Linked DNA regions of Homo sapiens: region 1 is linked to region 2. A link is a loop called in an ENCODE intact Hi-C map of the cell type or tissue named here. Cell type or tissue: mammary epithelial cell. All regions are shown on one strand. Links, peaks and the distances in the headings refer to the core of each region. The heading gives the core; the rest is flanking DNA. Region 1 has its middle 34 kb from the start of GLYATL1. Region 2 overlaps GLYATL1-AS1 (GLYATL1 antisense RNA 1).

Region 1 (2,909 bases), core at 235-2,734, 58 kb before region 2:
TGCAGATGCTCCTCCCTAAGGAGCACTTTTTTCCAGGGAAAATTCTCTATCTCCAGTGATGTCAGAAACTTTCGACAATACTATTCTCTACCACCTCTTGCTTTTAACAGCTTTTTTCCTCCAGATTCTACAATGAAAAGAAGATCAAGTCTCCTTGTGCAATGATTTACTCTCCGATGCATATTAGTGCCAGTCATGTGCACTGCTTTCAGATGATTCAAGAATAACAGCGATTTGAGAAAGCTGTCTTTACGTTTTTCTCTTCCCTGTTTCTGTTTGATATTATTTTTACAATTACACTTCTAAAGTTTGCTCTTTCCAAACACCACAAGACCCGTGTAATTTAAGTGATTTCAGGAGTCTCTGTGTATTTTACATTAAGTTCAGAAACATGCTCATGATTCCACCAAAACTATCAACTTTTACATAAACATCTGTCCTTCTATGAGTTACAAAATAATTTTCACCATCATCTATTAATCCACCATCTTCTCCCCTTCTTTGACCAACTTCTCAAAAATAACACTCAATACTGAAGGCATCTCCTTCTATTCATGTTCTTAGACAGTAAGACGTTCTGTTCTTAAACAGTAAGATGTTTTCTCAAGCCCCATGCAAAGCACTTACTTGATTATCACTTTGGAGATACCCAACTCTGGAGTCTTCATCCGAAGGGTAAAGTTCCACACCCAGTAATGCGCCTCCTGGGAAACAGGCCTAAATACTCTTCATCTGAGGGGTAAAGTTCCGCACCCAGTAATGCGCGTCCTGGGAAACAGGCCTAAGCAGTGCTGGCCCCTTCCTCGTCCAGACTGGCATTGTCTGTGTTCGCCAGCCCCTCCACGAAGTTGGATCATTTGCGGAGCAGGCCAAGTCCCTCTAGACCTCACGCAGACGCGGGTGCAGCCTGCTCTGCGACTTGCAGTCAGCTGGAAGCTGGGCCTCTGCATCATCAGGGTGGAGCTCTCTCTGCTGCTGCCGCTGGATCCCGCCTGGATGCACGTCCCGCCACCGCCGCCGACCCATCAGCGGCAGAAGGGCAGCAATGGCCACACACCGAAGCACCTTGGCGGGCTATTCCCCTTGCAGCTCTCCTCAGCGCGCTGCTCCCACTCGCAATCAAAAGGCGGAAAAAGCGCGAAACCGCCAGGCATCTCCCATACCCACCCGGCTGCCGCGCAACCCCTCCTTGGCTTCCACTGGGAGACAGGGGACGCCGATGAGCAGGAAGAAGCAGGGCAGTGACTGCTTAGTTTATCCTGGTACGCGGGAACTGGCTGTGGACCGAGTGGTTCGGGGGAGGGGATCGCTGGGACCGGGATGGGTCATCTGGACAAATAGGGAGGGTGGGCGGGTGGGCGCGCAGTCCCCTCGGCCTGGCCGTCTGACCCGCCCGCGAGCGCGTGCGCCCAGGCGTGCACTCTCATCCCTTTTCCTCTCTTCAATCACTGTCTGGAGTGATGCGAATTAGCTTCCAAAGTGGATGAGAGGATGAATCATTTCCATCCAATGAGAGAAAACAGCCTCCAGAGACTCTTCGTCCATTGGCCAGCGAGAGTGTCAATTCCCAGGCTCCCTCCCGCGCGCCAGCCTGCTCTTCCAGGCGGGAAAAGTTCAGCTTAGACAGGCAAGAGAGAAGTCTTCCCAACACCTGCGAATCGGGAGCAGCGGGCACTAGCACGTGCACTGTCTGGTCAGGCTCGCCGGTTCTTTGAGTGGTTTTTCTGGTTCTGGGTCGGACCCGGAGTTAGGTGGATGGCCGGCAGGGGCAGTAGACAGAAGGATCTCAGCCCAAAACCAAGGAGGTTTTGGATGGGGAGCTGGGCCCCGCCCGTTGTGGTAATTCCCTTCCTGCCTCTCAGCTTCAAAGGCCAAGAGTGTTACTCCTGAAAAGATACATGGAGATCGTCTGGGTGTTCCTGAATCTCAAGAGTGTCGTTTGACCCTGGTGGATCCTTTCCTTCCCTGGTGCCCTTTGCACCCATAGAATGAGACCAGGTTCGGTTAAGCAGAGCAGAAACTTTATTCACTGATCAGGGAATGGAACAGGAGAGCTCCTGTTCAAAGTTCCTGGGGTGTAGTGAGGGGGTGCTTTTTAAGGTCTTTTAGGACTCCTAGGTGGAGACTGAGGACAAGGATTCCTGGAAAGAGGTGGGGCTTTCCAGGAAGACCTGAATGTGGCAGTCTCATTCTTTCTGTTGCACCACAGCACTACATGTGCCTAGCAAGGTGCATTTCTCCCCGGGGCAGAGATTTAGGTATGGTAATTAGCAAAGATTCATGTTAGGGTAGCGCTGCTGAGCTCTTTCCCATCTTGTAGCACGGTGGTTACTGACATCCAGCCTTTGTTTCTGTAAGCAAGCACAGCTGCAAGCACAGGTTACCTTCATAGGTTCTGGAGTTTTAGGAAAGCATTGAGGTCATTCTGTGGCCACATAGACGGTTGTTTAAACAACGCGGTGCTCATTTGAGGCGGGGGTTGTGGGATGAGGCAGGTAAAAGTGCAGATTCCATAGCTACACCCCGACATACTGAATCAGAGTCTGTGAAGGTGGGATGTGGAATCCTTTTTTAAAAAGCTCAGAGGAGCCAATTCACAGGAACAATAAAAGGTTGATCTGAGCCAAACTCCTTAATTTAGAAATGAGGAAATGGGGATCCCTAACAGAGGTACAGGGAGAGGGTTGGAGGAAAGTTACACCATAATAGTTTTAGGGTGGTTCTTTCCTGGCCTTGGAAAGTTTTCTCAGCCGGGGCTCTGATCAGTACACAGTTGAATACTTTAGGGGAAACCTCTTCATATATCCTGAGTTTTCTGTCTCTCTCTCTCTGCCTCTGCAGGTCACCCGCCAGGTTTGTGGCCTGTGATCTCTTGTCACCTTGGTCTCTCAGCTTTGTCTTCTGAAATC
Region 2 (2,909 bases), core at 280-2,779:
AATGAATGGACGTTTCCTGATCCCTCAACTTCCTCCCCCACCTCAGGGGATTTCAGGATGTACCAGGCAAAGCTGTCTCCCTCGATCCCCAACTGTTTCTCAGTCAGTGAGGGGTGTTAAGAACTCTTCACTGCCCCTCTTGAAGCTTACATTCTGGAGCAGGGAGAGAGAAACTGAAAAAAAATTTGAAAAAAAAAACCCAGTAAACATATTTCCTACATACTGAGATGTAGTATATGAAAAAACAACACAGGATTCAGGAAGAGAAGATGATGGAGGGAGAAAGAACAACAAATAAATAGGAAAAGAGCCTCCAGATAGGAGAAGATAAAAGGGAGAGGAAACAGGAAGGGGTCAGAACAGGCCTCCCTAAAAGCCTGGCATTTGACAGAGTGCTGCAGAATGAAGAGAGCCAAGCACATACCAGGGGGGTAGGGTTGCAGTCTGAGGAAGCACTCCAGGAAGCACCCAAGATGGTCCACTAGGGTGAACAAAGAACATACTTGAACCACCAGTTAGATTCACCTTCATCTAAAAAATAAGAAATTAAATGTGCCTGATATTTATTTAATATGTTAATTTCAAAACTATATATATATATATAGTTGATGCTCAAATCGTTAAAAATTAGGTATGTAAAATTAAAGCTCATAGATTACTCTTGCCTATGGCAAGGAGCTCCTGATAGGCAAGGATACATCTCACCCATCTCTGTATCTTCAGAATCCATCATATTATGTGGAACATAATAAGTATCAGTAGTATGTTGGGGGGAAAGATCGAAACCATGCTGAGCACCGGAATTCTGTGTAAATCTTTCAAAAAAAAATCTCTTCTACTTTATAGCAGAGTCCCTTTTCTTTTTTATTTTTAGTAGCAACTAGCCCCACACCTTGCAGATGAGCTCCTAAGAAATGAATGGGTGAATGAATGCGTGGACAGCGAGATGGATCAGTGAGTGAGGAACAGCGATTCGCAGGACCTGCATGCATTGAAATCCTGACAAAGCAGCCTCTGCAAGATAAAAGACCTTAGGCTTTGCCGTTTGACAGAAGTTAAAATTATTCAAGGGCTGTCCTTGGGCAATTTACTTGAAGTTTCATAATCTGTGAAACAGAAAATGAATTAAATAAAAAGATAATTGAGACAAACCTATAAAAAGTGCCAAAGCAGGATGCCTGGCATTAAGGGACGCTTCACACCTGTTATCTCTCACCCTATTCTCTCTTCACCCCTACTCCCGCCCGGCAGCTCCCCGCTGTTAGCACCAGAAATAGTTATCTGCTAAGAAAACGAAAAGTGTAATGCTGGCTTTACCCCGCGACGCTTTAAAAAACTCCAAAAACCCAGCGTGATGGGGGGTAGGTTTGCCTAGACACAGCTGAGGCAGCCTTAATAAACTGAGAGGAAGGTTAATTGTCAAAGAGGGTTGAGCCACTAGGAGCAGCAGCAACCTTGGACTAACAGGTGTATCTTCAGCGAGCACATGTCCCAGCACATGTCCCCACGCCCATCCTTCCATTTAGCGCCACAAACGCAGCCTCTTAAGAGAATGGGAAGTTTGGGAGTCACAGAACGGAAGCTACCATTGGCCTTAATGGATGTCAACCATTAAGGTAAGCTTGGGAGTCGGAGAACGGAAGCTACCATTGGTTTTAGTGAATGTCAATCTTCACCCGCCACTTTTCTTCCTGGCCTCCTTGCCCCTTCCTATTCTGCTGGCTAGTTCTCTCTCGTCATCTGCTGGCCGCACTCGGGAACATACCAAACGCGGAAACGCGCCTTAGCTTGCCCTGAATACCTGCAAACCGAGGGCTCGGCGTGGTTTTTAAAGGCTTGGCTAGCGTGCCCCCGGCGGTACTAAAAGAGGGCTGCTTGCGCCAATCTCATTCCCACAGGATGCAAGTACAGAAGCAGAGCGGACGCCCGGAAGGGGTCACAGAGAGACAGGCGGGGCGGTTGACCAGCTGACTGGACTCACTTTGGAGAAATGCAAATTACCGAGCCACAGTCCAACCAATGGTATCAAAACAGAATCTCTACAGATGTAGCTCAGCGAAGATGAATCTCGGCCTCACCCCAGAGAAATTAAATATATTGGGGGTACCCAGAATCCCCATTTTAAAAAACCTATCCAAGTGATAAGTTTGAACATTAAAGTACAGAGAATCACAAACTGGCAGAACTCTTTAACTTACAAAAAGGTAATGAAGACCCCCCAAGAGGAAAAGGAATTTGCCCAAGGTCTCCCTGCAAGATCCTAAGAAAACATGAGGCTCTAAGGTTAAAAACCTAACTGACAACCATTCCCTCCCGCAACTCGTCCTCTGACCTCTAGCAAACTATCCTGTCCTAATCTGTGAAATAGGAGCAACAGTTACACCTATCCCAGCAGGTGGCTGCAAATATCAAATGGGACCAAAATGAGTCAACTACCAAGCACCACCCGACTGGAACTACAGGTTGAACTAAATCTTGATCGCCCTACCCCTGTTCATCTCCCAGTACCACTGTATGAAGGTGGAGGTGAAGCCTGTCTTGAAGAGAGAGAGAGGCTCCTTGGAGCCTCTGGAGTCCGAAGGTAGATGTTACCTTCCTCTTGAGTGCATTGTCTTCCTAAGATAGGATGGACAACAGGGTCTATATGGAAAGTGTTGGCTGTCAGGGCTTCAAGTCTGGCTCCTAAGCTGTTGCTGGAGGGTTAGAGACCCCACTCCAGCTCTCTCTAAAATGAGGGCAGCTTGTTAGCAAGAGTGAGTGAGGTGAGCCCTCTATGAACCCATGGGAGGAGAGAAAACGAGCATCCCATATAAGCTTTTACATACCCCATTGCAAGCTCCATAATGTGGTGCCCAGGCCCTTATCTCTAACCCATCCCCAGAAGCCAATTCTCCTTAGCCCTTCCTGCC

What was found. A loop is a pair of places that touch in the nucleus more often than their neighbours do. Peaks named below come from ENCODE experiments on the same cell type or tissue, not always from the same donor. Only the 100,000 strongest peaks of a DNase experiment are listed, where the experiment ranks them.
Region 1: it touches region 2 in a loop (8-fold over the local background); 2 of 110 quality-filtered maps call a loop at or near these places.

What each region holds. Positions count from the first base shown.
Region 1 is chr11:58,904,400-58,907,308 of GRCh38, forward strand. It overlaps a transcript of GLYATL2 not described here and a transcript of GLYATL1 not described here. Among named protein-coding and RNA genes, the nearest start is that of GLYATL1, 34 kb to the right of the region's middle. RefSeq lists an enhancer at 985-1,484. In mammary epithelial cell, for the core only: CTCF peaks have their summits at 1,202 and 1,753; DNase peaks (open chromatin) are centred at 982 and 1,552; H3K4me3 peaks cover 1,099 bases; H3K27ac peaks cover 964 bases.
Region 2 is chr11:58,962,105-58,965,013 of GRCh38, forward strand. All of the region lies in intron 5 of GLYATL1-AS1 (GLYATL1 antisense RNA 1), which reads right to left. Among named protein-coding and RNA genes, the nearest start is that of GLYATL1, 24 kb to the left of the region's middle. In mammary epithelial cell, for the core only: no CTCF peak of the experiment used is centred there; a DNase peak (open chromatin) is centred at 1,647.